Regions from separate parts of the Homo sapiens genome. Here region 2 is linked to region 1. Evidence: chromatin loops called from intact Hi-C (ENCODE). Cell type or tissue: right lobe of liver. All regions are shown on one strand. Links, peaks and the distances in the headings refer to the core of each region. The heading gives the core; the rest is flanking DNA.

The links. Peaks named below come from ENCODE experiments on the same cell type or tissue, not always from the same donor. Only the 100,000 strongest peaks of a DNase experiment are listed, where the experiment ranks them.
Region 2: a loop joins it to region 1, with 1.8 times the contacts of the local background. A loop is called at or near these places in 30 of 110 quality-filtered maps.

The regions. Positions count from the first base shown.
Region 1 is chr15:68,584,917-68,600,135 of GRCh38, reverse strand. The region is part of intron 1 of CORO2B (coronin 2B); the gene reads right to left. Among named protein-coding and RNA genes, the nearest start is that of CORO2B, 14 kb to the right of the region's middle. RefSeq lists enhancers at 1-452, 9,136-9,927, 13,552-13,846. In right lobe of liver, for the core only: no CTCF peak of the experiment used is centred there; a DNase peak (open chromatin) is centred at 13,681.
Region 2 is chr15:68,636,826-68,652,044 of GRCh38, reverse strand. It overlaps CORO2B (coronin 2B), which reads right to left. Exons shown (of 12, transcript NM_006091.5): 2 at 6,685-6,885. LOC124903514 (a long non-coding RNA gene) reads right to left here and starts at 1,495. Exons shown (of 2, transcript XR_007064691.1): 1 at 26-1,495. RefSeq lists enhancers at 1-176, 234-801, 9,601-10,118, 10,352-10,863, 10,864-11,375. In right lobe of liver, for the core only: no CTCF peak of the experiment used is centred there; no DNase peak of the experiment used is centred there.

The DNA of each region.
Region 1 (15,219 bases), core at 12,193-14,692:
CCAACAATAAGGCTGTGGGATCATCCATCTGCAAGTATCTTTTATCCCTGAAGCACTGAGACAGACTGGAGGCTACACACAGAAACTGTCTCTACTCCCTCTGCCAGCCCCAGGTCCCCTCTGGAGGGGGCCTACCCCAAGCAGCAGGGACAGCAGCAGCAGTCCACACCAAGGGGTGGGAGGGGCATGCCTCCTAGCCAGTCTCCAAGGACGCAGTTCATTATGATGCATCCTCGTTGCCATGGAGACCCCAGGCCCACAGAGCCTGGCTAATAGTCCCTGAATTCACTCAGGCCTCGAGCACAATTAGACAAGATTAATTTTTGAGTCACAGCATAATGAGACCCGGATGTCCGGAAAGCATGTGGCAGCCTCCCAGGGGAGGGGAGAGCCTGGGGAGGGCACACTACTGTCATGAGGTCACCAGGGCACTGCCTCTCTTGGGTGGAAGGTCTGAGGGGCAGTGGAGAGTGCATTCCCTCCTTTAGAATTCCTCAAGGGCAACCCAGATCTGTCTGGGCAGCGTGGGGGTGGGGCAATTGAAGAAAGGAAGAATAAGCTCCCTATATCCGTCTCAGGCCCTTGTGGGGACAGAGTTGGGTGGCTTTATTCTGCTCCCTCTGATGAATTTGCCAACGAATGCATCTTATATGGCTGAAGCTATGACGCATGCACAGAATAGATTCTTATATCCATGCAAAAAATATAAATACATCATTCAAAAACCTGTAATTGAACATCTATAGGGCCAGGCACAGCAGGAGCACCCAATGGGATCTGTGGCGCGACACGCTCCCTCCCACTCAGGGCATGGGGCTTGCCCTCTGGCAGGAGAGACAAGACATGTTCAGATATAACTATCTCATCAGAGCAGTGGCATGAGAAGGATAGAGTTTGGAGCAAGGAGAGATCAGAGAAGGCTCTGTGGAGGAGGTCGCACTTTGGGCTTTGAAAGCAGGAATCAGACTTTTCAAGTAGAGAGGGAGCAGAAAAGCAGAGGTTGAGTTTGGGGGCAGCAAGCCGACCAGTGTCTGGTTTGGGCAGGGGCCAAGGAGGTAAATGGTGGCCAGAGAGTGAAGGCTTTGAATGCCCAGCCAAGTGGTTTGGGCAGGGCCGAGCCAAAGGATGGGGCGACAGGCTCTAGGAATACAGGCTGGTGGATCCCCTAACCCCTAGCCTCACTCTCCTAGTCCAGACCAGCTCCAGACCCAGCTTGGGCCTGTTCCCAGGACAGACTCACAGCATGGCTGCCCCAGCTCCCATCCCCACCAGCTTCCCGCAAGCAGAGTCACTCTTCCAGGCCTCAGGAGAGTCTGGACAGAACAGAAACTTTCTTTTGGCAGCGTTTCTGTACAAACCCCCAGATTTCTAAACAAAGTCCAGTTAGCAGATCAGCTCCTTGGTGCCCAGCAAAGAGATGGGAAGGCACAGAGGAGAGCTAGGTTTGCGGTAGAATTAAAACTCCAAAGTGAGGAGCTGGGGAGAGTACGCTGCTGCAGAGGGGCGTTCAAGGCCAAGCGGGCTCCAGGGCAGGAATGGAGTCTGGAGACAGGCATGCTGGTGCTCACCAGGGACTGGCTTCTCTAGTCTAGGGTGTGAACTCCTTCTGGCTTCTCTCAGGTTGAGTCCTTTTTTAGAAAGCAGGCCTACTCTCTAGAGAAAATTGGACTGCTGCCCTTGGATCATTTTTTCCCCAGAAGGTTACTATTAGTAAAAATCACTGACCACGCAAAATAGAGAAGCAGAGACAGCAGAACTTCCCATTTATCTCCACCCCCTACCAAAGCACACGCTTACGTGCACACACACAGCAGTTCTAGGAGGGTTTAGCAATGCTAAAATCCTAAAACCCACATGGCCTGGGCCAGGAACCAGCTCAGTTCCCTGAGAGCCGGGACACCCCAATTCCAGCCAGACTGCCCGCCCTCTTCTCCAGGGGCTGCCTACAGAGCCCAGGGCACTGAGCTTCAGCCTCTGGGATCCGATTCTCTGAAACAGTGAAAATGCTCTCAGAGCCAAGTCTATGGAACAAGGTGGATGATCCAGGTGGTGGAGGGGGTCTGGATCTGAAGAAAAGGTGGAGAAATCAGCGCCACCTCTTTCTCCTGGGTTCTCCATCACTCTTGACTGTGTGGCCATGGTTCTCCACTGACTTCTAACTCATACCCACCCCCACAGACTCATCAACTTCCAAAACGTCACCCTGCATCCTGCCCTCCTCTCAGTCCTCACTGGATCCCCCTGGTCAGCTCAGGCCTCTCGCCTGGACCACCACAGTGGCCCCCTAATGGGTCAGATGCCTCCACACCAGCCAAGAGCAATGGGTCTAACTGTGCAGGCCACTGGGAGAGGGACAAGGATGGGAACCGCAGGCTGGACTTTTGCCCGAGGTTCCTCTCTGCCCTTGTTCACCACAGTAACCCTGGTGAAGCCTCTGAGCTCCATAGCAATGGAGGATTTTGTTCGTTTGGTCTTTTTTATTTTTTATTTATTTATTTTTTTTTTTTTGATGGGGGGGAAACAGAAATTAGGGAGAAGTGATTGGCTAAATGCAATGCTTTTGAGAGGCCAAACAGCCAGGCAGTTAACAGCATGGGCCCTGGGGCACAATGGGGATGCAATAGAACCCTGGTTCCATTTCCGTTGTGTGACCTGGGGCATGCTGCTTAACCCCTTGGAGCCTCAGTTTCACAGAATGGGCATAACAGTAGAAGCCATCTCCCTGTGCTTCCTAGGTATTGAAAGGGTGATATGAGGTGCGTGTAAAACAATTAGGACTGCCCCTGGAACATGGTAAGCGCTGAATAAGCATTAGTGATTCTGTCCTACTCGTTAGTATTTTGTTGCTGGTGAATTAAAATCCCACAGCATCTCCCCTCCCTGTCACCCCAAAACCAGGCCAGCCTGGAAAAGATGTGCCAGCAGCCAGGCGAGCAAAGCCACCTCTCTCTGTCATTTCTCCTTGACCCGAGAAGGCTGTGCCTCTTAATTGCTCTTTGGTTTTACGCAATTTGAAATGAGCAGGCCACCAATTCCCTGCAGGAAAAAAAAAAAAAGATATATATGCTTCTGCTCAAAATACTAATGAGGTTGGACTCGAGGTGAGGCTGGCAGGGGAGGGCGGTCCCTGAGGACTTCTGCGGAGCCCTGCTGGCCCTGCAGGAGGACAAGACCCAGTTTGGAGCACCCTCCAGAAGGCAGGCAGGAGGAGAGCCACAGGATGGGCTCCATGGGCCCCAGGTCAGGAGGCCAGAGTGGCTGGGGTGGCCTGTGGGAAGGGGCGTGGGGAGTGCTCTGCGTGATGCGCGGCCATTTCTCCCCGTGGGTTTGTGGATCTGGATCTTCTCCCAGGAGCTCCGGGAAGACTCTGCCTGCTGTGTTGTACCCCTCTCCTCCCACACCATCCCCAAGGCCTGAAGATGCATCTTCCCTGTGCCTGCTGCCTCTGCCCTGGCTCCATCCTCATCACCTCAACATGGCTGCTGGGCTCCAGGCCTCCAGCCTTATCCTTCACCTATCTGTCCTCCCAGTCAGTCGAGAAGTATTAGTGAGCAGCTAGCACAGGCCAGCCTTATGGGAGCCAGAACCCACCTTCCCCTTCAATCTCCTTTCCCACCAGACCAGGCCTGCTCACTGTGCTTTCCGTGGCAGGCAGGCTCCTGCTGGAGCCTCAAAATTGCTTCTCTCTCAGCCAGAAAGATCCCCCTAGATCCCATGGGGCTCTATCCCCCCTTCATTCCACAGGGGATCCCCTTCTCACAACCCCCACCCCCTACCCCCCATGCCCCTGTATTTTCTTTAACAGCATTTCTACCACTGATGTCAGGATTGTGTTCTGTCCTGTCTCCCCATCCTCCTGGGCCTGTCCCTGAGGGCAGGGACTGTTCCTGTTTTATTCACCCATGTGGACTGTCCCATCACCTAGGGTCACGGGCACAGTGCATGCTTAATGAAGATTTATTGTTGTGGAATCTAATGACTTCGTCGCATCTCTTTACTACTAAAAGGCTCTTCATGGATGGACTGATACACATGGGCCCAGGAACAGCACTCCTGCACAACTCCCACCTCCCCGCAAGCCACCCCTGAGCCCTCATCACCTTCCCAGCCCCCGACCCTCCACACTCAAACCTCACTGGGCACCCTCGTGGCTCGGGAGCACCCCACGGCGTCGCTGCCCTGGCCTCTGCTCACGCTGCTCCTTCCCTCACCTAGGTTCAGAGCCACACTCCAACACCTCCTCCTCCCAGACGCCCGCTCCGTCTCACCAGGGTCCCTCGGCCTTTAGGACTCGCATTCAATGCTGAGCCAATGGCTTCATCCGTATTTGTTTGCCCGTCTGCCTCCCAGGCAGAATTCAACTTCCTTAAAGGCTGGGGAAATTGGTCCCCTCTGTGTGTCCACTGAGCCAGTACAGAGCCTGGCATGGAGCAGGTGCTTAATTGATGGTATTTTGTATTAAGATTTGGATTGGTCTAGTGATAATAACTGTTATTAACTTTACCACTCATGAAGTCCACCATGGGAAACAGGAAGACCAAGCCAGTCACAGAGCTGAGAACAGAACCCACCCCTGGGAGAAGCCCCTGAAGCCCTGCCCAAGGGGCTGAACTGAGGGAAGGGGATCCCAGTCCCCTAAAGGAGGACAGCGGATATCTGAGCCCTGCTGCATGGCTCAGGGCCTGGAGCCACAGGCTTCTATATCTGACGATAAGGCGTATCCCACTGTCATGGGGAAGTGCTGCCTTGCTTCTCTGGTGTCTGCAACTCCCAGGGATGTAAACTGGACATCCATGTCCCCCTTCCTGGGAGGAAATCCTGCCAGTGTTCTCAGGGACACAGGACAGCAGGGCTTAGCTGGAGGAGGAAAGAGGGAGGGGGCCCCTTTGTCCCAACCTGAGGCAGGGTAGGGTCCAGCTCAAGAGAGTACTCTCTCTGGCCTGACCCCACAAGTCACAGCTGAGGCTGCCACTTGGCTGGCCACTCAGCCAGTTCTCTGGCCTCGAATGCTGCAGAGTTGGGACTTTGCATGGTACAATGCTTCCTAAATCCACTTCACTGCACAACTCAACTGACTCTTAAAATACTATCAAGGGGCAGACAGAACTGGACTGATAGCTAGAACTGCACGGACAGCTAGAACTGGACTGATAGTTCACTCTTTTCAGAATTGGAAAAAAACAATCCAGAGAGGTTAACAACTTGCCTAAGGTCACACAGCATGATAGAGGCAAAGCCCAGAGTAGAACCAAGGCTGAGATTTCAATTGTTATTATTTGGATTCGCCAGGAAAGTATGTGCTGAAAAGCTTTCCTGGGACTGGAGGCAAGAGGTTGAAAGGGCTTTCTGTCCTCTCCAGGAATCCCACCCCACTTCCTTCTGCAAGCACACAGGCTCTGTCTCACTTCAAACCCAAAGAAATTCCACCTCTGCTCATTGGCTCGCAGACATGGGAAGTGGCTCTTTCCCCACGGCTTCTGCCCTGGAGGATGAGTTCAATAAACAGAGCCCCTTTCTCATATTCCTGCATAAATATTTCAGGAGACAGAAACAAACAGAACTGCTTTAGATCTGCTGCTGGTTATTCAGAAATCGGGGCTCCTCTATTCCAAGCAGGGACCACCCTGCCCAAGGAATTAGTGTTCACCAGGCCATGGGAGATACAAGATAGCACCTTCCTGCCAGGGCTGCTCACCTGGGCTGGGGAACCTGGTGAGAGCTGGAGAGCACAGCTCAGCTTGTACCAAAAGCGCCTCCACCTACCCATCCACCCACAGCTTGCTGTTCCTAGAAATGGGAGGAAATGGTCTGTTCCATGTCTGCTATTCTTGGGGATGCTTCAGTCACTGCTGCCCCTGGACCATACTGCAGGGGACACCAGGTTCCTGCACAGACAGGCACCACCTATGGGGAAGAGGGTGCAGAGCCTTCCATGCCAGGTGGACCAGAGTTCTGGCTGCAAACCTCAGCGATTTAGAGGGCCAATCCCCTTTATGTCTCCCCCAAACACCCCTTTTGTTTATTCGTTCAGACATTTATGGAGCACATTATTCTTGGATCCAGAACACTCAACAGCTCCCCATTGCTGACGGGATTCTGACTTCAGACTATCATTTCCTGTGCCACCCAACCACATCTCTCTCTGCTCAAGTCATACTCCAGTTAGCCTAGTTCCTCCCTTTCCCCCAAATGAGCCCTTCCCCTTCTTAAATGCATTTGTCCTTTTGCCTTTTCTCCTCTTCTCTTCTCTTCTCTCGCCCTTCTCAGGTCAGGATGGCTCATGTGCCACCTCCTCCATGAAGCCTTCCTTGACCTTCCCACCCCACAATGGGACCTTTGCATGGTGCAATGCGTCCTACACCCACTTCGCCACCTCAGAGCAAACTCACTTCACAGCTCATCCACTTCTGGAAATACTATCAAGGGGCAGACAAACTGGACTGATAGCTCTTTTCAGAGTTGCAAAAAAAAAAACAAACCCAGAGAGGGTCTTCTTCCCCTCCTCTCTGAGCTCCCTTGTAGCTTTCTAACACTGTTGCCCAGGAATTGCTCTTGTGACACTCTCATGTGTGAAGTCTTATTGTTCCAGCTCAGTCACAAGTGTCTAGAGAACGAGGCTCCAGATTGTGTTTCAGCAAATGTCTAGGAGTAGGGCTACATCCAGACCTGGCTGCTAGAGAATGGAAGCTCAGCTTTTAAGAAATGTGACTGCCTGGATCCCACCTCTCAGAGATTCTGATTCTATTGTTCTGGGGGAAGGAGGACAGGGAGGACCAACTATTTCATTTGCAGGTCCCCTTTTTCAAAAGTTTTTAAGAATTTCAAGACAGTGACAACAGAACATTAAACCAAATGTTGAACAGGTCATACACCCATGGCTACGGTTTGAATATCTCTGCCAAAACTCATGTTGAAATTTAATTGCCAATGTAACAGTATTAAGAGATGGGGCCTTTAAGAGGGGATTAAGTCATGAGAGCTCTGCCCTCACAAATTAATTAATGTGATTATCCTGGGAGTGGGCTCCTGATGAAAGAATGAGTTTGGCCCAATTTCCTCTCTCTGTCTCACACACTCACTATGACGTGATGCCTCTGCCATGGGATGACCCTCACCAGATGCTGGTGCAATGCTCTTGGACTTCTTAGTCTCTAGAACCATGAGCCAAATAAACTTCTGTTCTTTATAAACTACCCAGTCTGCGGTATTCTGTTACAGAAGCAGAAAATGGACTAAAACATACATGAAGCTGGAAACAGGCATTTAAACCTCACCAGGTGATTTGCAGCCGGGGTTGAGAACCACCTCCATGGTCAATATCCCCATGAGCCCTGAAGGTTCTGTGCTTCTGAGCTCCCATGACAGTACACAGACCAGAATACTGTACATTCCGTACATACTGTACAGTACACAGACCAGCCTCTCCATCTCTGTATGCCTGGGCTGGCTGGAGCACAAACAAATATTTATAGAGTGAATGAATATATGAATAGATGCAGAGAGGTGGGACTTGAACCAGAAAGCTGGGAAGAATCTTTTTTCATTTATTTATTTTTAATTGAGATGTAAAATATATATAACATGCCTACAGTGCACAAATCTTAAGTGTTTGCCTTGACAGATTTTTATACATGTATGCATTCATGTAACCGCCATCACTCCAGAAGTTTCTCTCATACCCTATCTCAGTTAATACTCTACCCCTATCCCCACCCCAGGTAACCACTAAAAACTGGATATAGAATTCCATCAGATGAGGGCTCTCCCAATGAAATAGACAGAACAAGCACAGGTGGGGTATATCCAAGAGACATGAAAGACGCTGACTCAGAAAATTCCCTTATGTGTGCTAAGGGCTGGAATTTACACCACATGTATGACAATGAACACAAAGGTTGAGACCTCCTCCAAGCAAGCAAGCTGGCAGGACTCAAACTCTGGTCCTTAACCTCCAAGTCTCATGAACTTGTCACAACTCTTGGCAGTCTGGAGTGGATGTGTGGTTGGAGGACACGGCGCAGAAGGAGACACACTGGCTGCAGAGTCTGGGGACACCGGGGAAGGGAAGAGGGTAAAACAGGGCCCAAGGCTGGGCAGCATCAGGGCATAAACTCGCATCCAGAAGCTCACTTCTGCACCCAGCCTCAAACCAGGTGAGGCAGTCCCCAACCAGAGGAGGAAGTGACCAACCCAAGATCACACAGCCAGGGAGGGTCAGGGCTAGGGTTTAGGCAGGAGCTCCTGAAATCCCATTCCAGTGCTCTTCTCGCCATGCTATAACCACGTTTTCCTAGAAGGAAACTTCTGGTCCTCTGCCCCCTCCTATGTTCTCAACCCTTAGATCGAACCATCTGGCAGCCCAGGCAGATGGGAAAGGCCCATACCATGGAGTGGTCCAGGCCAGGACTCCCATCTTAGGGTATGGGGTGGGGCATATGTGACACCCAGCTCCCAGGCACAGGGAGAGACCTTCAGGAGGTCTGGGCTAGGGGCTCAGAAACCCCTTCCCCGCCTCATTGCACATAGGCTTTGAGAATGTCCACTCACCTCTCTGCCTCTAGGGCAATGTGGGTAGGGACAGACCACCTAAAGTGTGAATGGGATCACATCACTCCTTTGCTTAAAGCCCCTCTAGGACTCCCAGCAACACCACACAATGAAGCTCAAGCTTCTTGGCTTGGCATCCAAAGCTCCCCATGGCCCCTGCCTGCCTGTCCAGCCACATACAGCCCCTCCATTTCCAGCCCAGCAGCACCCAACTGGTTCTCTCCTAGAATAAGCCAAACATGTTTCCCCTTCCATTCCTTTGTTCACGCTGCCCGCTCAACCTGGAATGCCTTTCCTGCCTCTTCATCTGCCTCTGCCTACTCATGCTGGAAGACTGAGGGAAGATCTCTCCTTCCAGAGAGCTTCCTTGGCCTGCCCAGCCACGTCTCTCATAGTTTCACAGTTCTGTGCACATGTCCCTGTCACTGCTGTTCCACGCCTCCACCCATCAGCCTCCCTTCCCCAACATCCCTGCAGCCATGTGTCCTTCTGAGTCCTGCAGCCTGTGTCCCCCCACAGACCAGGATCCCCCTGGAGACAGAGACTGCTTTGGTTCATCCCTGCACCCTCAATGCCGCTTAGGGCCTGGCACACAGGGCTCAGCAAATTTTTTTTAAATAAATCTCAGTCCTCGTTTTATTTGCACAAGGGTAGGGATGGGGAAGGCGGCCGGCCCTGCATAGGAGAACAGGGCAGCCAGGGTGGAGAGGAACACAGAATAAGCTTGGCTGTCCTCTCCTCTCCACACTCACTTCCCTGGCAAAACTGGCTCACTTACAGTAACCAGCTCTCCCTCCTGCCTCATTTGCCTCTCAGGAACCCCTCCTGCACCTACTCTAGTGTTTTCCTTCCAGCAGGCTCGGTCCAGTCAATGACAACCACTTAGGGCATTATTACCCCCTCAGGGGGACTTGTATTTTTAAGAACACCTAAAAGACCCAAAGGAAGGGAATTCTATAGTGGGTTCTAAGCGAAGTGGTAGGGGAGGACCTTCTAAACCAGCGGCCCCGCAGCACCCTCAGCCATCCACTGCCAGGCCAGCTGGCCTGCAGCTCCTGCTTGTGCATGGGGCGGTGCAGCCAGCGGGTTATGGCCCAGTTTGCCCCTTCCTGCTGTGTGAAGCAGGGCAGGCCATCCTCTCGGAGGCTGTCTCCCCCTCTGAAAAGTGGGGGTAACAGCAGAGTTATGGGGGTACCTGAGAGAACAGAAGTGCAGGGCTGGGCATGGGGGGGCAGCCTCCGAAGAGCTTTGTTGTTCCATTGTTCCCAGGGCTCTTCAAAAAGCAAAGGCCCACTGAGTTTGTGGCTCCCAGGCTGCTCCTACACTCTGGTCCTGGGAGAGGGGGGCGGTGGTGCAGAGGGGCAGCTTTGTTTGTGGCTCCTGAGTACCCTCTCCCCTTCCCTCCACCCACTCTCCCTCCCTCTGAGCCAGAGTTCCAGGGAAATCTTGGCCAGGAGACTTCTCAAGCTGGTGATATGGTCTGGCCTGAGGAAAGCTCTTAGCAACCCAGGCTCCCAACTCAGCGGCCCTTCTCATGGTTTCAGAGAAACAAAGGAGGGAAAGATTGCTGGCAGCCCAGTGTGCCAGGACGGCCAGCTTCCAGGAGGGAGAGCCGGGGGTCACGGGCCACTGTGGAGGCCAGGGGGGCAGCCAGGCATGTAGGGCATGCACTGCCAGGCCTGGGCAGCCGCAGCCTGATGGTTGAGCAGAAAGGGCTCCGAAGTTGCTCCCTCTGCCTCTGCCACTGCCAAACCAGGCCTCTGGTCAGGGCGCTCCTAGTTGGTCACTTGGGGAGCCAAGTCTCTCCAACCAGGTGCCTCCTCCCATCTAGGTTAAGTTCTCAAAGTCTCCTTTCTGGAACTTTCTCCCATTCCCCACTTTTGAATCAGTCCTTGGCCTGCCAACATCGGGCAACTACTAGAAGCCTAGAAAAAAACCCACAGAATTGGAAAACCCAACCTGAGCAGTAACTTGGGGGAGCCCCAGTTCCCACTCAGCCACATCTTTCCTATACCCCCTTGGGAAAACTTTCTAGGGCTTTAGTTTTCTCCTCTGCAAAATGGGCGTTTCTACTGTACATCTTTAAAGTCCCTTCCGGCTGTAGCAGTCCACAGATCTCTAACAGTAGAGATTTTGTCCAAGCAGCAACAGGGAATGTTTTAGGTTTGCTCCAAATCCTGCCAAATCTTATATGTCTATACCTGGTATTCGAAAAATCCACAACACACTCTAACTGGCATGCATAGCCCTTTGATGAATGCTGTGAAAGCTACTAAAAAGAATCAGACCTAATCTCTAGCTTCAGCAAGCTCACAAGTTAGGGAGCCAAAGATCATGCTCATAAGATAATCAGCAAACAAGGCACATTAGGCCTTTACCTGCTGGCTGGTATACCAGGGATCACATGCTACAGGAACTCCAAGGATTGAGAAATTAATGTGGATCCGAACCCTGAAAAGGTCAGTTTAACAGAACAGCTCAAGCCCTGAAACAGCCTCAATCCATAATAACTTGAGTTTGTTCCCAGATCTTTTAATGAGTAAGGCAGGAAGGCAGACTCAGGGTCTCTAGAAGAAAGATTTGTGATGATAAAGTTATCAGTTGGCCACTCAGGTATGCAGAAATCCCCTTTCCCAGAATTCCAAATTTCTCGGAATCCCAAATTTCCCCATGCATTTTTGCAAGCTGGTCTTTCACCTGGAGGTCAGCAGGGCAGGCATAACCAGCAATTTTTCAGGAGTTAAATAAAAATCCTCAGGAATTAAATCCCTTTGTCCCCTTCCACCAACACCTTTCTTTCCATCAGCCGTTCCACGTCCTGGATTCTACCAGATTCCAGATTATAAAACTGTTAGTTCTGAAATCAAACTCAAGGTGTTTAAATGATTTGCTGCAAATGCCTCAAGCTAGTAGAGGCTATTCCTTTCCATAAACCTAAAGGAAAAGCAGGTCTGAGCGCTGGGGGCATCGGGAGGTATCTGGAGCAAAGATCAAGGTCATTTGACAGTGGGAACCTGGTCTTTCTGCCCAGGGACCCAGGTAGGACTGTGCTCTGGGACCCACCTTCCCTCGCCTTCCACAGGGAGCTCTGATCTACAGAGAGCCGGGATAATACAGATCAAGGTTTGGATGCTTTATTTGGCTCACTTTTCAAATGAAAGCAGGACACCACATTTTTATAGCCAGATTATTTGTCCCAAGCATATTAAAACAGCCAAAATAGACAGAACAGGAAGAGAGAAAAGCAACTTTTCATCTGCACCAAACTAGCCTGACAGAGTAAAAACAGATAGAGGCTGTTTGGAAGAGATGAACTTTTCTCTTCCACCCACAGAGTATGAATCAATTCTGAAATAAGGACTACAGCAGGGGAGAAGTGGGCTAGCTATTGGAAGGAACTGCCTAAATCTGAGGGCCTTGAAATACTGGTGAGGAAGAGGAAAGGAGTGGGCACAGATTAGACATCACAATAAACCATTTCCTGCCATGACATCTACAAAGCACCTTATTTACATCTTTCCATGTTACTTAAATATTAGAGCACCCTACAGAGATAGACTACTAACTTCATTTTCACAGACGCTCAGAGACATCCAGGGACTAGCCCAAGGTCACACAGTAAGGAGCAGAGGCAAGAGCGAGGCCTGGGTCTTCTGCCTCCAGGTCCCATGCTCTGGACCACATATTTCCGGGTCATTCCCACCAGCCTGACAAAGTGGCAAGACAGAAGGCCTGCGAGGCAGGCTGAGTCCCTGACTGGCTGTGGGAACACTGTAAAAGTTACCTCCCTTCCTTCCCTGGACCTCCATTTCTGCAACCATAGAAAGGGGGATAATAATAGCACAGACTTCATAGGCTGTCATGAAGCTTAAATGAATTAATACATATAAAACATATTGTATATGCTTGGCATAAACTAAGTGCTCCGGAAGGGTTAGCCGCTTCTATTATTATTGTTATTGTTATTGTCTGTTGGTCCCTTGAAAGCAGGGGCCTAGCACCTGGTGAAAGGCTGAGAACTGACTACTATTAAATTGGTATTTCTTAAACGAATCTAAATTAAAATTAGGAATCATTGTGATATTCCTAAAAAGTGTAGAGTGCCGTACAGGCAGAGTGCTGGCCCAGATGACCTCAGACATCTCCGGAGTTAAATACTGATCATGGAGGCTTCCCAGCAATTAGCATGAGCACCTACCCAGGGTGAGCCTCCACACACCACCGCTCTGGGCAGCCAGAGCCTCCAGGGGTGTTGACACTTATCTCATACAGGGGACAGTAAGTTTAAGCCTGTGGCATGAACACCATGTAAAACATCCACCTTCTCTGAGCTCGGACAGAGCAGACACCAAACTGCAGACACTTAGGGGGTTTTTTTTGTTTGTTTGTTTTAGAGATGGGGTCTCACTACGTTGCCCAGGATGATCTCCTGCCTCAGCCTCCTGAGTAGCTGGGACTATTGGTGTGGACTTTTAACACTTTAGAAAAAAATTGTGTGTGTGTGTGTGTGTGTGTGTGTGTGTGTGTGTGTGTGTGTGTATACATATCTCCCTATAGTTTGACTTTAAAGACCAAGGCCCAATATAGATAATAAGAAAGATTTAAAGAACAAAAATGGTCATAATTGAGCCCACTAAAAATATAAGGTGGAAAATTTCCTGCCAGAGCAAAGTTTCCTTTTGGAAAAATAAATGACTTCTCCCTCCTGCCTGAGAGCCAGGAGGGCCTCTGGCCACTTTACACAGCCCAAGGAGGCTCCGTGAGGCATCGGGGTAGGCAACTGAACTTGGCACTTCCACACCCCCTTGCCTGGGTCAGTTTTAGAAGCAGCCAGGGTCAGGCCACCCTCCCTATCACCAAGCAGCAGGCAGCGGGAAGGAAAGAGGCCAGAATCCGGAGGTCCGGGTCTGGACCAGCCTCATCCTGCCTCACTGGGCCACCTTTTACAGGTGACTTAGCTTCTCTGTGCCTGTGTCCTTATCTGTAAAGCAGGGATGATAACAGTAACCTATGCCATGATGTCACTCTGAGGATTAAATGAGTGGATACTTGTACCATGCTCTCATCAATGTCCAGCATGCAGGAAGTGATCAAGGTCCGTGGCTTTTGACTCCTGACGTTTGCCCATTCATCCCCGGCCTGTTGCTCCCTCCTCAGCTCCCCTCCTTTCACCTGCTACCTCCTACTCATCCTTCATGACTCAACTTAAAGTCACTTCCTCATCCCTCTGACTAGGTCAGGCCCCCTGCTATTCCCAGAGTTCCCTGTACTGCTCATTTCATAAGCCCCAGGACACTCATTAATTTTCTGTCTTCCTGAGAATAACAGCTAACACTACATGTCAGGCATATGGTAAGTGCTTCACATGGATCGGCTCACTTTATCTTAATAACAATCCTTAATAGTAAAGGATTGTTACTATTATCAATCCCAATGAATGGATGAGGAAACAGATGTTCAGAGAGGTGAGGCAACTTGCCCAAGAATACACAGCAAGTAAATGACAGACTGCCATGTGTTTGACTTCAAAGCCAGCATTCCTAGCCAGTGGAACCCCAAATCATCAGGGGCTAACTCGAGAAAAGGCTGCTTCGTAAGGGCTGCAGGCCTGGACCAGGGACCTGCGTTCTCTGAACCAAGCTAGCCTCATGGAAATGGAGAAGGCGGCTCTGCCTCTGTCATACTTTGTTCTGCCCTCGGCTGAATGCCCTACCCAAGCAGCCCAATCTGATGTCAAACACCATGTATAGGACACCCTCCTCCCCCAGCACCCTTCCCCGAATCATTTACATGACTCCTAGCTCCAGTAAAGACCACAGGCAAATCTAAGCAGGACACAACCATGGGCATCACCCTCAAGGCAACCAGCATTTGTCCTGCACATCCTCAGTGGCAGGGCCACAAACACAACAGACAATAGCCCACTGTGTTGTAGGTGGGGGGTTGGTGGGGAGTGGAAGCAGAGTACGATCATGCCCCAGGACCAAAGGCCTGGAAGTGAGATGAAAGTGTTCTCTGGAGTCAGACAGCCCAGGTACAAATCCCTGCTCCCCACCCATTCATTCAACCTGTGACCTTGAGCCGTTCACCTACTCTCACTAAGCCTCACTCTCCTCCTCTAGAAAATGGGATGGATAATAGAATCTACCCCATGGTTGTACAGAGTAAATGCGATCATGCGTGCCCAACGCCTGCTTAATAACTGTTATTATCATGATGATGGTGATTAATCTTCATGGGTTGTGGACCATTATGTGATCGGATTGAAAAGGTTCTGGCTCAAAGCCAGAAGATCTGGGCGTGCATCCCGCCTCTGACCCACATTAGCTCTGGGACCAGGGTGTGGTCATCTCTCCACTCAGACACTCTGTTTATCCGTCCCTAAATAGAGGGGACCGTCCCCACCATGACAGAGCTGATGGGATTCAGGGAAGTAACCCATGTATGTATTCTGTACGAAAGACAGCCTGAGCAAACCTGGGAGCCTCCCATTGCTACATTAATTAATTGGAAGGAGGTTGCCAGCCAGAAACCAATTACAAAGTCCCTCCAGGGGCCTCTGCGGGGGCAAAAAGGAGGGATGAGGAAGGGCGGTGGTGGCTTCTCCCCCACTCCCCACCCCCACCCCACTTGTGCCTCCTTAGCAGCTGGTCCCGCACTCCAGGCCCACAA
Region 2 (15,219 bases), core at 5,608-8,107, 58 kb before region 1:
GTGAGGTGGGGATGGCTGTACCCACCTGCTGAGAGGATCAATGAACATAGAGTTTGCTGGAACTTGAGAGTGCTGTACAAAGGCAAAGCATCTTCGCGGTTGTTGTTTGTAGTTGTTGTAGACACGGCTTCCTACTCTGCAGAAGAATTTTTAATCATAAATATGGAAATCTCAAGCAAGCTGGCTTTGAAGGAAATGGAGCAAGGAGAGAAAAGCTCTGTGGAAGGTTCTGAGCCTCCCTCAGGAGGTGTGGCCTCGGGGCAGGGATTTGGGGATCCTGGGCAGGTGCTGTTCTCTTCTGGTCCAAATCTCTTAGAAAAGCAAGCAAGGAATGAGAGGATATGCTGGATAGTGGAGGGAAAAAACTTAGAGAAGAACTGAGACAATTCTCTGCGGCCTGCTGTTTGCTCAAGACAAAAATCTGGAGCCATTCAGCGTAGGGACAAGACTGTCCCACCATGAATTAATAGCTTATAACTAACGCTCCAAGTGATGATTTGCAGTCACCAAGAAATGGTCCAAATCTTTTCTGTGTTTGTATTGAATACAGGAAACTGTTTTCAGGGAAATTTCTATCAAACTGAGGGGGTGAAAACTGGAGCTAAAATAATCTGACCCTTTTCCTTCCTAGAAAATCGGCTAGTGTGGAACAACATCTCCACCGCTGCCAGATCAACGAAGGGTTCCGCATTGGGCCTGACTGCCTCCCTCTCCCCGCACCCCCTGCACCAACCTAGAGGCTGTCCCACGCCTGCAGGCCCAGCCCTGACCACAGGGGGCGGTAGAGGGACGGCCATGGCTTGGGCGGCAGGGGAAGCCGGCGCTGGCTCCAATACCTAAGTCATCCCGCTTTGGAGGCGGGACCCTGCGTCCCATAGTCCCCAGACTCGGGGTCCTGCCTCAAACTACTTACTTGAGCCTCGCAGATCAAGGAGCTGCCTCACCCTCCCACGGAGTCAGTAACCCACCCCACCCCTCGCCATTCCTTCACTATGGGTCCTGCAGTTCTGTTTGAACTTTCTACCGCGAGCCCATATTCAGGTGTTACTCTGGGAGGAAACATTTGCAACATACATAAGGGAGGGCTGATGTTCAAGGCAGATGAAGACATTCATCTGACCAGAGGGCAGCAGGCAAACCTAGCGGATGGGGCCCCTCGTCTTTACCCAGTGCACACCCTGCACTGAGCCCCTCTCTGGCCTGTAGGGCCTCTGAAACTTCAGGGGCTCCCTCTTCACATCAGCGAATTGCCTCTATTTTTTCGAAAGTACAAAACGTTAAGTACTGATTGTAAGAAATTTAGATCATATAGCTAAGGGAAAAGAAAATTAAAGAGCACTCATGGTCCCAATACTTGGGAGGTAACAACTTTTGACATTTGATGTATATTTTTGCAGTCGCTTCCAGATAGGTAAACAGATAGTTTTTGTTTTTGAGACGGAGTCTCACTCTGTCGCCAAGCTGGAGTGCAGTTGCGCGATTTCGGCTCACTACAACTTCCGGCTCCCAGGTTTAAGCGATTCTCCGGCCTCAGCCTCCCAAGTAGCTGGGATTACAGGCACGCACCATCACGCCCAGCCAAGTTTTGTATTTTTAGTGGAGACGGGGGTTTCACCATGTTGGCCAGGAATGTCTCCATTTTTTTTTTTTTTTTTTTTTTTTTTTTTTTTTTTTTTTTTTTTTTTTTTAGACAGAGTTTCGCTCTTGTTGCCCAGGCTGGAGAGCAGTGGCGCGATCTCAGCTCACCGCAACCTCCGCCTCCAATTCTCCTGCCTCAGCTTCCTGAGTAGCTGGGATTACAGGCACCTGCCATCATGCCCCGCTAATTTTGTATTTTTAGTAGAGACGGGGTTTCTCCATGTTGGTCAGGCTGGTCTTGAACTCCTGACCTCGGGTGATCAGCCCGCCTCGGCCTCCCAAAGTGCTGGGATTACAGGGGGTAGATATTTTTAATGTGATTAATCGCATATTGCATTTCTTCACGTAACAGTGTATCATATAAATAGTTTTCTCTTGTTAAATATTACTTTGCATCGCTGGTCCTCAGTGTATGGTCTGGGGACCTCTGGAGATCCCCGAGACCATTTAATGCAGTCCATTGGGTCAAAAGTATTTTCCCAATAATAAGACATTGTCTGCCACTTCACTCTCATTCTCTCTCTTGAGTGTATAGTGGGGTTTTCCAAAGGCTGCATAATGTGTGATATGCAAAGCCAGCCAGCTGTCTTCTAATAAGCCAGACATATATTAAAGAGATTTGCAAAAGTGTAAAATGATGCCATTCTTCTCATTAACTTTTTTGTCTTAAAAAAAGTTATTTTTAATAAAAATATGTTTTTCAGGAGAACATGAAATAGACTTATCATTATGCAAGTTAATAAATACATAGTTTAAAATTCCTTCATTTTTATTTTGAATATGCTAACTATTGACAGATATAACCCATATAAACAAAAGTTCTTTGGGATCCTCAATAATCAAGAGTGGAAAGTGATCCTGAGACTGAACGCTGGAGAACGAGACTGCTCTACAGCATCATTTTAATGACTGCATAGTGTCCCTTTGTGTGGCTCTTCCCTAATTTGTTTACCCCATTTCCTTAATGATGGACCTGCAGGTTGTTTCCAACCTTTCACTATCATAAAATTGCTACACAATCACTCAGTACTCATGTAAAGTGAAAACTTCTTGAAATGAGAGAAAACAACAGAAATCAATTGGTAGTGTGAGTGGTCACAATAAGTCCATGATTAATCAAGTTAAATAAAATATATTACAGCACGTGAACAAATAAAGTTGAAAAAAGATATATATCAAATACACCTGATATGTATATATATAGCATATTTCTATATATAGACATACTCTGTAAAGAACACGTTCTTTTCTGCTGTCCATGAAGTGTTTACAAAGTGTGATCATATTCCAGACCAGTGCTACTGACAGTGTAAAACATTTTGTTACCATTACAGAAATTGAGAGGAAGCGTTTAGAAACGTTTAAGCAATTTGACAGAGAAACTTTATTTTTATTGAATATAATTTAAAAATTGAGGCTTGTAAAAATAATCGAGTACTAAAAAATGCTGCACACGTATTTTTTAAATACACTTGAGAATATTTCTGTAGGATGAATTCCTAGAGTGGAATTGCTAGGTCAGTAGACATGCATCTTTAAATATTAGTAGAAATTGCCAACTTGCCTCATTTACGTCTTACGAAGAGTGTATTTGAGCACCTGCTCTCTCACACCTTTGGCAATACTGATGATTATTACTCTTTTAAATCTTTTCCAATTAGTAGGTTAAAATATATATTTTGCCTTCTGTGAATTGCTTATTCATATCTTTTGCCTTTCTTCCTTTCTCTCTCTCTTTCTCTCTCTTTCTTTTTTTTGAGACGGAGTCTCGCTCTGTGGCCCAGGCTGGAGTGCACTGGCGCAATCTTGGCTCACTGCAAGCTCCACCTCCTGGGTTCACACCATTCTCCCACCTCAGCCTCCCAAGTAGCTGGGACTACAGGCGCCCGCCACCAGACCTGGCTAATTTTGTTTTTGTATTTTTAGTAGAGATAGGGTTTCACCATGTTAGCCAGGATGGTCTTGATCTCCTGACCTTGTGATCCACCCGCCTCTGCCTCCCAAAGTGCTGGGATTACAGGCGTGAGCCACTGCACCCGGCCTTTTGTTTCTTTCTTTCGTTTTTTTTTTTTTTTTAGCTGGAATCTTGTTCTGTCACCCAGGCTGGAGTGCAGTAGCGCAATCTCGCCCACTGCAACCTCTGCCTCCCGGGTTCAAGCAATTCTCCTGTCTCAGCCTCCCAAGTAGCTGGGACTACAGGCACATGCCATCATGCCCAGCTAATTTTTGTATTTTTAGTAGAGGCGGGGTTTCACCATATTGGTCAGGCTGGTTTCAAACTCCTAAACTCAGGTGATCCACCCACCTCGGCCTCCCAAAGTGCTGGGATTATAGGCGTGAGCCACCATGCCCAGACTCTTTTTTTTTTTTTTTTTTTGAGAGACAGGATCTTTCTCCGTTGCCCAGGGTGGAGTGCAGGGGAGTGATCATAGCTCACTGCAGCCTCCAATTCCTGGGTTCAAGCAATGCTCCCACCTCAGCCTCCCAAGTAGCTGGGACTTCAGGGCAAGCCATCATGCTCGGCTAATTTTTTTCTTTTTTTTTTTTTTAATTTGTAGAAACAGGGTCTCAGGGCCTCACTATGTTGCCCAGACTGGTCTCAAACTCCTGGGGTTAAGTGATCTTCCTGCCTTGGCCTCCCAAAGTGTTGGGATTACAGGCGTGAGCCACGGCACCTGGCCCCAGTCCCTTCTTTCTTTCTTTCTTTTTTTTTTTTTGAGATGGAGTTTCGATCTTGTTGCCCAGGCTGGAGTGCAATGGCACAATTTCAGCTCACCACAACCCCCGCCTCCCAGGTTCAAGCGATTCCCCTGCCTCAGCCTCCAGAGCAGCCGGAATTACAGGCATGTGCCACCACGCCTGGCTAATTTTGTATTTTTAGTAGAGACGGAGTTTCTCCATGTTGGTCAGGCTAGCCTCAAACTCTCGACCTCAGGTGATCTGCCTGCCTTGGCCTCCCAAAGTGCTAGGATTACAGACGTGAGCCACCGTGTCCGGTCGGGTTCTTTTTCTTGTTAATTTTTCTGGAACTCTTTATATATTCTTCACAGGAATACTTTGTCTATTATATATTGCAAATATTGTAGTCAAGTATGTGGCTTGAGTTTTCATTTTGTTTAGGTGCCTCATTGTAATACAGAAACTGTCTTTTAAAAATTTATTCTAACCTATTCATTTCCTTTATGATTTGGGGGATTCCTGGCTTTCTTAGGAAGCCTTTCTTCATTGCATGATTTTAAACATGCACTCCATTTTCCTCTAATACACATGTAGCTTTTCTTATTTTAAATGTTTAGATCTTTAATGCATCTGGAATTAATTTTTGTCATGATGTGAGGTATTGCTTGTTGACCCTTGTGAGCCTAAAGTGGAGCATGGCAGGGTGCCGGCGATAGGTTTGAGCCTCAGTAAGAACCAGCCCACATGTTCCTGGGGACCTGCAGGCCTGGATGGATGGAGCTGAGTGCGTCCCTGAGGCAACAGTGATCGGAGGCCATCTGATTCAGGAGGGAAGGGAAGCTGCATTTGAGGATCCTTCCGAATGTGTTAGAGCTGCTGTGAGCCTTTGCCAAGTTGACCAGCATAGTGGATAACTTCCCCAAAAAAGTAACCAAACATCCTTAACATGTTGTGTGGTTCACTAGGAGCTTCACATCTATTATCTCACTTAAGGCCAACATGACAGATGTAGGCAGAGGAGGATTTCTGATCCTGCTTTTACCATTACAGGAAAATAAGGGTCAGAGAGGTGAAGTGACATGCACACGGTCCCAAGTCTGGCAAGGGCAGAACCCAGACCTCCCGCCATCAAGTGCATGCTCCTTGGACCTCTCTGTGCATCAGGCTCTGTCCTCAGTGTCCCTGCAGCTGCCCCTCTGATGGAGAGGAAGATCTGGTCTAAGCCTTTTCCAAATCTGTGCTCCCCCACTGTGGGTAGGAGAGACTGGAAAAATCCATCCTCCACCACCAGCTGACAGTGAATTTTGAGAACCAAGGCTTCCTTCCACATGCACCTCTTCCTCCCCCTGAGCGATTTGGCGGAGGGTGGGAGTGGGGATGAGTCAGGCTGGGAAGGGGGAACTCAGCCATAAACAAGTGGGACTGACAGCAAGCACTTTCCCTGAAGCGCGTGACCTCCCACGGGCCTCTGGGGACTCCGCCTGAGTGGCTATGGCTTAAAAATTTCATGATCTAGGTTTTTCAGATTTAATCTGTTATATTCACGTAAGCAGCTGCAGAAAGGGGAAAATCTTTAGATAGGAGGTGGGGGATGGGGAAGAAGGTAAATTATTTCCAGTCTCTCAGTAGAGAGCAATTAAAAAAAAAATGAGTGGGCCAGGTGCAGTGGCTCATGCCTGTAATCCCAGCACTTTGGGAGGCCAAGGTGGGCAGATCACCTGAGGTCAGGATTTCGAGACCAGCCTGACCAACATGGTGAAACCCCATCTCTACTGAAAATACAAAAATTAGCTGGGCGTGGTGGCACGTGCCTGCAATCCCAGCTTCTCGGGAGGCTGAGGCAGGAGAATCGCTTGAACCTGGGAGGCAGAGGTTGCAGTGAGCCGAGATCGCGCCATTGAACTTCAGCCTGGACGACAGAGCAAGACTCCATCTCAAAAAAAAAAAATTGTATAATTTTTGCAGATGCTCAATGTATAATACCTATGGCTAGGTCTTCATCCCTTCCGGCTCCAAACCAAGAGGACACTCAGGACACAGAGTGGTAGAGCTAGACTTGGTCTTGGAGATCAGAGTGTTCCACTCCCTCAGGGAATGGAACCTTGTGTACACCAAGGGAGTGGCTTGTCCAAGTGCATACCTTTAGGCAAGCTCTGGAAAGAGATCTCAGGTCTCCTGGATCCAGGTCCTGCACTTGTTCTGTTGAATCTCAGGAAAACCCTAAAGAAGGCATAGCCACTAGATGCTTGATGAGGAAGTAAAAGGTGGGAACTCAGAGAGAAGTAGGGTCAACAGGCCTAAGAGAGACCAAGGAGGGCTCCTCTCTGCCCTGGAGCTGCAGCTGGAGTGAAGGTAGGGGCCACCTACCTGCTCCAGGGGGATGACGAGGAAGGAGCCGCCCCCTGCGCTCTCGGTGACGATGGCCAGGAAGCGGGTGTTGACGGCACAGAAGTGGTTGTCGTGCACATTCTTGGTGATGGGGATCCCATCGAAGCAGTGCTCCCGGTTGGCCACCTTCCCGTAGACATTCCGGAACTTGGAGCTACGGTATTGCGGACGCCAGGACATCTGTGAGGGGCCAGGAGAGACAAGGGTCAGGCTGGGCCCTGTGCCATGAAGGGCCTCGGCTGGGCTCTTGGGGGAGGGAAGCTGCGGCTCAGAGGTGCAGCAGGTGAGCAGGCCCTGGGTCCCCTGTCAGGAAGAGATGGAAAGGAAGAAGCATCCAAGAATTCAGGGCACACTCATATGCCCAGCCCGTTCTAGTGGGTTTCATCTTTTAATAAAGTCTTACAAAAACAAAGATTGGCATAGGAGCTTTTGGTACACATGCCCACCCCACTTTCTAGAAAGGTTGTAGGGTCCTTTTACTACCCAGGAACCTATCATGTGATAGAGCGAAGCAAGAACACATACAGACTCCCTCCTGAGTATCTGGAACTGTGCTCGGTTCAGCATGGGAGATGCGGACAGCAGAGGCCAGTGTTTACCAAGATTGAGGACAGGGCCCACAGCAGGAGTGGGGTGGGGAGATGTCTCTCCACGTGCAAGAAGGCAACCCCCCATCCACTGTCATCCCCTCGGATTCTCTAGTGTTTCTAATCCACAGGTACACCCTCAGAAATCTCTGAGTCCTGGATATTATCATCATATCATCAGGCACAGAGAGGTTAAGTGACTTGTCCAAGGCTACACAGCTAAGTAGGGCCATGAACATAGGTCTCCTGACTGGAAATCCAAGACTCCTCCTATGCCAGATTACCCTTTGGAGCAAGGTTTCTCAGCATGTGGCCCACAGATCACCTGTATCAAAGTCATCTGGGGTTGGGGAAGTCTCTGATCTTCCTATGTCATTTATAAGAAATGCTGATTACTGGGTCCCAATCTAGACCTACTGAATCCAATATTTTGAGGATGGAACCCAGGAATCAGTACTTTTCCATCACAACTGGAGAGTCTCATGTGATGACAAAGCACATGATTAAAGCAATCTGGATTGCTGAGTCACTACATGAGGCGTTGCTGTCTTGGAACACTTACAGAATCCATAGCGGACTTTGCATGAGTGACAAACTTTTGTTATAAGCCGCTAAGATTTTGGAGTTAATTTGTTATTACAGCATATCCTAGCCTGTTGTAACTGATATACTTTGTAGTTGGTTTTTTTTGTTGTTGGTTTTTCTTTTTGTTTGTTTGTTTTTGAGATGGGGCTGTCACCCAGGCTGGAGTGCAATGGTGCGATCTCGGCTCACTGGAACCTCCGTCTCCCAGGTTCAAGTGATTCTCCCACCTCAGCCTCCTGAGTAGCTGGGATTACAGGGGCCCACCACCACGCCCAGCTAATTTTTGCATTTTTAGTAGAGACAGATTTCACCATGTTGGCCAGGCTGGTCTTGAACTCCTGACCTCAGGTGATCCATCTGACTCGGCCTCCCAAAGCGCTGGGATTACAGGTGTGAGCCACGGTGCCGCCTGGCCTGCATTTGATTTAAATCAAGCCATGAGCTAATTCACAAACTCCTCTTTATTGAAGGAAGAAGTTCAGAATCCAGAAGGAGAATCCCAGGGAAGATTCCTCACCTTCAAGCAAATTCTCTTCCACCAGCTCTCTGGGCCCCAACCCCTGCCTCTCCACTGCCTCTTCTCCACTTCCCAAGGTTGCCCTCCATCCCACAGGGCCAGTCTCCCTGCTCTCCGCTCCTCCCTACTTCCCTGCCTTTGCCCATGCTGTGTCCCTGTCCCACTTGCTGTCTCTCTCTGCTGAGTTCTGCTCCAGACTGTCTGGATAAAGTCATGCTGGAGAGGCAGGAGCACTGGATGGGAGGCTGGTGGGTCACTGCCCTTTCCCCTCCCCAGGCTGACTGTGTGACCTCAGGCAAGGCCTTCCCCTCTCCTCCCCAGGCTGTGTGACCTCAGACCAGCCTCTCCCCTCCCCTCCCCAAGCTGACTATGTGACTGCAGGCAAGGCTCTCCCTTCCCCAAGCACTGGCTCCTCATCAGGACACCAACTATTCCCAAAGTGGGGTCCCAGGTGGTCCTTTACATGGTTACAGAGATGAAGTTAATTTTAGCCAGTCATGTGTTTATTTTAAATTGCTTTAGAAAAAATATAACTTGCATGCCAAATCCATGATTTCACAGATACTACTGCTAATGTGGCTAAGTTTTAAAAAGTGAATCAATTCAAAGAAAAATACAGTATGAAAAATACAGTATGGGTGGTTGGTGGACCTGGCAAAAGTTTAATCTGAAGTGAGAACACCAGGTATTTCTCTGTCTTTTCCATGCAGAACATTCTCGATGCCACAGTTTCCACAGACGAGAAAGGAGGTGTTGAGCTTGGTCACTCCAACCTCCTGTTCCTTGCTGTGCAATTCTAGCCTGGAATGTCTTCTCTGTGCAGCCAACCCTCAGCCTTTAAGGCCTGACTCACTCTGATCTACATAGTCCACAGTGACCTTCTCAGAATCCGCAGACAGCCGGCGCCTCTCCCTGGGCTCCTAGTCTAGAGCTTGTCCTAGCCTCTTCCATCCTGGGGGTGGGGCACTGCTCTGTGATGGCAGGAAGTGATACCAGGGTCTTCTGAAAGACTGAAGACTAGTTTGCACTTTTCCCAGGCAGCCTAGGTGAGTCGTGGAGGCCATGGGGAGACCTGCTGGGTAACTGGCCTCGTGGCAGGCCCAGCCTATCCATGAAGGGAGCCCAGCCTAGTGGGGAGACAGATGACACCAGAACCTGAGGCTCAGGGAGCCAAAGGGATGGCAAGTTCTGTCTCCAACCCCAGCACAGCCCGTGGCTGGGCACCGGGGATGGTCTGCACAAGGCCTGTTTCTAGACTGAGTGCCCAGTTCTCTGCTCTTCCCAGTGCAGACGTCACCGCAGGCTCTCCCTGGGGTACAAGGGGAAGGGTCACAAGAACCGGACTGGAAGCCACGCACACCTAGATTCAAATCCCAACCCTGCTGTGTGACTTGGGCAAATCACTTAACCTCTCTGTGCCACTTCCATCTACTCCCATATTAAAGAGGATAGCAGGCATGGTGGCAGGCACCTGTAATCCCAGCTGGTCGGGAGGCTGAAGCAGGAGAATTGCTTGAACCCAGACGGCAGAGGTTGCAGTGAGCCGAGATCGCGCCACTGCACTCCAGCTTGGGCAACAGAATGAGACTCTGTCTCAAAAAAAAAAAAAAAAAAAGAGGCTAGGCCGGGTTAGGTGAGTCACTCTTGTAATCCCAGCACCTCGGGAGGCTGAGGCGGACAGATCGCTTGAACCCAGGCATTGGAGACACTAGCCTGAGCAACATGGCAGAACCCTGTCTCTATACCAAAAACACACAAAGTTAGCCAGGCATAGTGGTACACACCTATAGTCTCAGCTACTTGGGAGGCTGAGGTGGGAGGATGGCTTGAGCCTGGGAGGTGGAGGTTGCAGTGGGCTGAGTCGCACCACTGCACTACCACCTGGGCGACAGTGCCGAACTCTGTCTCAAAAAAATAAATAAAAAATAAAGGTGGCTAATCATCCCCATCACCTCCAAGGGCTTGGGAGGAGCCAGTGCCAAGCTGCCTGTCATATGCCCAGCACAGGACATGCTGACCTGATAGGCTCTCCTGAGCCCACCCGGCAAAGTCCACACTTACCCCAGGTTCCCCAGGTGGAGCGCTCAGCGGCCCGCAGTTTCTGTGCCTGTTTTCCCATCTGACTTCACCTCTTCCTCGTCCACCCTCCCCCTTCTCCTTTTCCCTGCTCCTTCTGCTTCCTCCCACTCTCTGCCCTTCTTTCCTCTCTCCCCCAAATCCCCAGCTCCCCAGTCCTCAGGGTGTAGACACAGGAAGGAGGCATCTGTGGTGAAGGCTCTGGTGGGCACACTTGTGGTCTCTTGAGTGACTCCTTATCCATCTCCTGTTGCCCCCACAGCCCAGCTAGCACTTCTGAGCTGGATGCTGCATCCTGGGGGACCACAGCGCTCAGGCTCGGGGTGAGCAGGCATGTTCTCCCACTCAGCGTGTTCCCCGGGGATGGGCCTGGGCAGGCCCTAGAATGAGGCAGGCCTGCTTCCTGGAAAGAATGGAGAGTGTCTGTCTCTCAGCAAGCCTGGGCTGGCCTCTCCACAGTGGCTGGTAGGCTGGGACTGGATCTCCATGGAGATTCTCTCTGCTGGGCCTTTGAAAGGGCCAGGGGAAGGGAGGTCAGGGGCTGCTGTTGATCGATGGCTCCACAACCCTGGGCGTGGAGCTCCACTCCACGTGAACCTATGCTAAGTCTTCACACAGAACCCTGAGCTGGGAGTCTGCAGTCCTGGCTCCGCTCCCCATTCAGACTCCTACTGACCTTGGGAAAGACACTTTGCTGCTCCAAGCACCAGTTGCTCCTCCTCCTCTACCCCAGCCCTTCTCTTTCTTTCTACTTCTGTGGAATTACAGGAAAAGAACTTGCAAAAATCATGACTCCTGCCTCCTCATTACTTCAGCATGCATTTCCTACAAAGGACGGCAATTTCCTTAGCACATCACCATCATCGCATCTGAGAAAACTGACCATTCCTCAGTACCATGTAATGCCCAGCCCGTGTTTAAATTTCCCCCCAATGCCTTTTACAGCTATTTTAGTTTCTGACCTAGGATTCAGTGAAACCTAGGTTCATGTGTTGCATTTGGTTGTGATCTCTCTTTTGCCTTCTTTAACCTACAATACTCCTATCACCTTTTTTTTTTTTTTAAATAGCATTGCCTTTTGGAAGATACCAGGTCAGTTGTCAGTCATCTTATAAAACATTCCAATGATTTGTCTCATGATGCTTCAGGGCAATGCCAAAGTTGTTCCTGTATCCCTTGTAAACTTTAAGAGTTAGGTCTAAGGCCTTGATTTGATTCAGGTTACTATGTCTCCATTATCAGTTACTTGGCTTTGGTAAAGCATGCGAAAGGAGAGGAGAGGGCAGGGGGAATGTGTGAGCACACACCTGGTCTGGCTGTTGGCAGTGAGGAGGCCACCTGGCCAGTGCCAAGGGTTTGTTCTGGAAGGTGATGGACAGAGGCTGGAAGGCCAGGCCAGGCACGAGTACACACTGTGGGCCAAAGCTGGGTGTCTGCAGAAGGACCTGCATTACTAAGGAGCTGACCTCACTGTGAGGTCAGATGCATGGGTGCGCAGGCAGGGAACAGAAAAGACTCCTCCCTACTCTGCCAGAGAGAGGAGGCCTTGCCGAGGCTGTAACCGGGGGAGGTGCCCAGACCTCAAAGGGAAATCGGTGGGGGCGGCCAAGAGGTGACCTGAAAATCTGGCCCTTTGCCTTTACCCTTAAAGCCCTGCCCAGATCCTGGTAGATTCCCCCTGACTGATTCTAGTGAGAGCAGAACACACTCTCTTTGAATCTTTTAGGACCAATGAGCACAAGGCGCAAGACTGGGACATATTGGTTTTGAGATTGGTTTTCAAGATTGGTTTTGAACTCTGTAAAAGAAAGGACTTTCTTAATGGTTAGAGCTGCCTAACTTGGAAAAAGAAGCTACCTTGATAGGTAGTCAGCTTCCCATCCCTGGGGGGGTTCAAGATTTAGGTGGATGACCTCCGATTAAGGACGATGTGGAACAGTGAATGGAATTAGATTGCCTTCCAGCCCTGAGATAATAGAGTTCCTCTACTTTATTAAAGACATCATGTTGGAACAGAGAGGAGTTTTGGGGTCTACCACCTTGGTTCTGCCACCCTGGCTGGGGGCCTTCCTCTTTTATATTCCCCTACCCCAGTTGGGTTGCTGTGACCCTGAATGACAACAGCTCTTACATGGCAATAGCCACCTCCTTTTAGGGTGTCCCACAGAGCTGATTAATGCTTTTGGCACTTATTTCAAGCTTTAGATATGCATGTTTTCTTTCTCCAGTTAGTGGTTTGTAAGTTACCAGATCATCCAACTCCTTCTGGCCCCTGCACAGCCCCACCCCACTCCATGCCGGGTTCAGGGCTCCCTTATAGCTGAGCCTCATAGTGACTCTGGCTGAATCATCTCTCAGTATGGTAGGGGGGCAAGAGCCAAGGTCAAGCACAAGGAGGTGCCTCCTTCAGGAACCTCACCCCAAGGCTGTGACTTCAGCCTGCTGAGGTTTTGCATTTTATTTTCAGGCTGATGTGCTGCCCTGCCCACAGGATGAGGGTCTGGTCCTTACCCTCCCTCATGAGCCCTTCCTCTACCATGTTCTTTCTTCTGGTCACGCAGCCCTGTCTCCATTAGACTCCTCATCACCAGAATACCAACACCTCTGAACCCAGTACTGCTGTCAGGCTGAGGCCTAGTGAGTCCCTTGCTGTTGACAGCACAGAATCAGCAAGGGGCCAGTGCCTGCAGAACCACCCTGAAAAGCCCACCCGCAGTCATGATCCTCTCCAGACACCACCTCTGTCAGCCCCGCTGCTGTCCAGCGGGCAGAACTAGGCAGGTGCTACAATCCCATTTACAACATAGAGTGTCTGTGTGGCTCATGGAGGAGTTAAAAGAGACTTGTCCAAAGTCACAAGCTATCAAAATGGTGTAGCCAAGACTTCAGCCAAGAACTTCTGACTCTTAGTCTACTGCTCTTTCCAATACAACACATATCTTCTCCTCCTTCAGCCTCTCCACCTCAACTCTTACCCCTCCCCAGTAGCTCCATAAATACAGGGCCCTACACAAAAGTGTAAAGAAACTGTAGCAGGAAGAGTTTTAGGAGTCAGAAAGAATCCAGTGGTTTCTATCTTGGCTCTGCTACTTGTTAGTTGTACGACTTTGGACTACCTACTCAACCTGTCTGAATATCAGTTTCCTTAACTGTAAAATGAGAATAATGTCATCCAGCTCACTGGATACAATGAAGTGACCAAACACAAATTGCTTGGCAAAGTGTCTGGCCCAGGATGGGTGCTTGCTCAACACTAGCTCTACCCTCTCTCCTTCTCCTGTGAGGGAGTCTCTGACTTCAAATAATCAAATGTTTACTTGAGGAGGTCAGGCTTTGCCAGGAGGAGGAGGACAGGGCGGGCTGGGCTGGGCTGAGGGTCAGGAGGAGGGAGGGAGAGGTTCTGGATTCCAGATGTGCACAGCTGCTGGGCCTGCTCCCTGGCAGCCTCTCCCTGGGCCCAGGGCCATCCTGGTCTCCCTCCCAGATGGGGAGGGCCCGGAAGGAAAAAGTATTCATTTTGCAGCTGAATGGCCCTTATAGCCTCTCAAGAAATGTAGGATGGCTTTTTCTCCCCTCTGAGATAATCACTATGTACACTCCACATGGAAGCAAATTGTATCCTGTCCTCGGATCTCAAAAATGATTTATTGTGGCCAGCGGGTGCATTTTCTAGATGATGACATGAGCAAAATTTAGCTTTTAAGTGGAACACGAAAATGTAAGAGAGCAGTTTTTTTAGTTTCTGACTCAGGTGAGGGGGCAATGTGGCTACATTCACATCAAAGGGCTGGGAGGAAGCCCCCTGGGAAACAGCTGTGTAATGTGGGGGGAGCCCAGGAGAACTCTCAGATCTGCCCTGGTAGCTCCCATGGGGCAGCCCATCAGGATATGTGGCAGAGCCTCTCCTGGGTCATGTGCTGTCAGAGAAAGACTGGCACTTTCCATCTAGTTTGGTCTCTAGCTATGTGACCTGGGACAAGCCGCCTTCCTTCTCCAGGCTCAGTGTCCTCTTCTGTGATATGTGGGTATCAACTGACCTGGGTCCTGGAATCTGTATGAGGATGGAACATGAGAACACAAGAGAAAATAGTATGGCACTGTCATGAAGGAAAGACACCGTTATCAACTGCTCCATCTCATCCAAAGCATTCTGGGTCGTGAGCGAGAGCTGATCATCTGTTCCCCCTCCACCCGGGAAAGGTGGACACACAGGAGGAACACAGCACATGTTTCCATACTGGAGGAGCAGAGGGAACCAGCCTACAGTCCCGAGGGGCTCGCCAGCCTGGGCAGTAATTCCCAGTGGACTCCAGGCTTCAGTGTCCTCCTTTGTAAAATGAGAAAGCCAAACAGACAATGGGAGGTGCATGGACTGTGCCATTTCTCTCAGCATAGCGTCTCTCAGACCCCTGCCCTGACCATTTCCAAACTTGGTTATGCATCAGAATCATGTGAGGAGTGTGTCGTGAAGGCATGTATCTGTGGAACCAACATTTGGGAGTATCTGCTCTTGCCTGTGCACCTTAGAGTAGGCTAAAACTGCACTGTCCTGTATGGTAGCTACTAGCCACATGCAGCTGCTTAAATTCAGATTAATTAAAATTAAATTGAAAACTCCTCCTCAGTTAGACTAACCACATATCAAGTGCTCAATAGGCACATGTGGCTAGTGGCTACCATATGGCACAGCAGAGATTACAGAGCATTTCCATCACTGCAGTGTGTTGCATTGGACAGCACTGGGAGAAA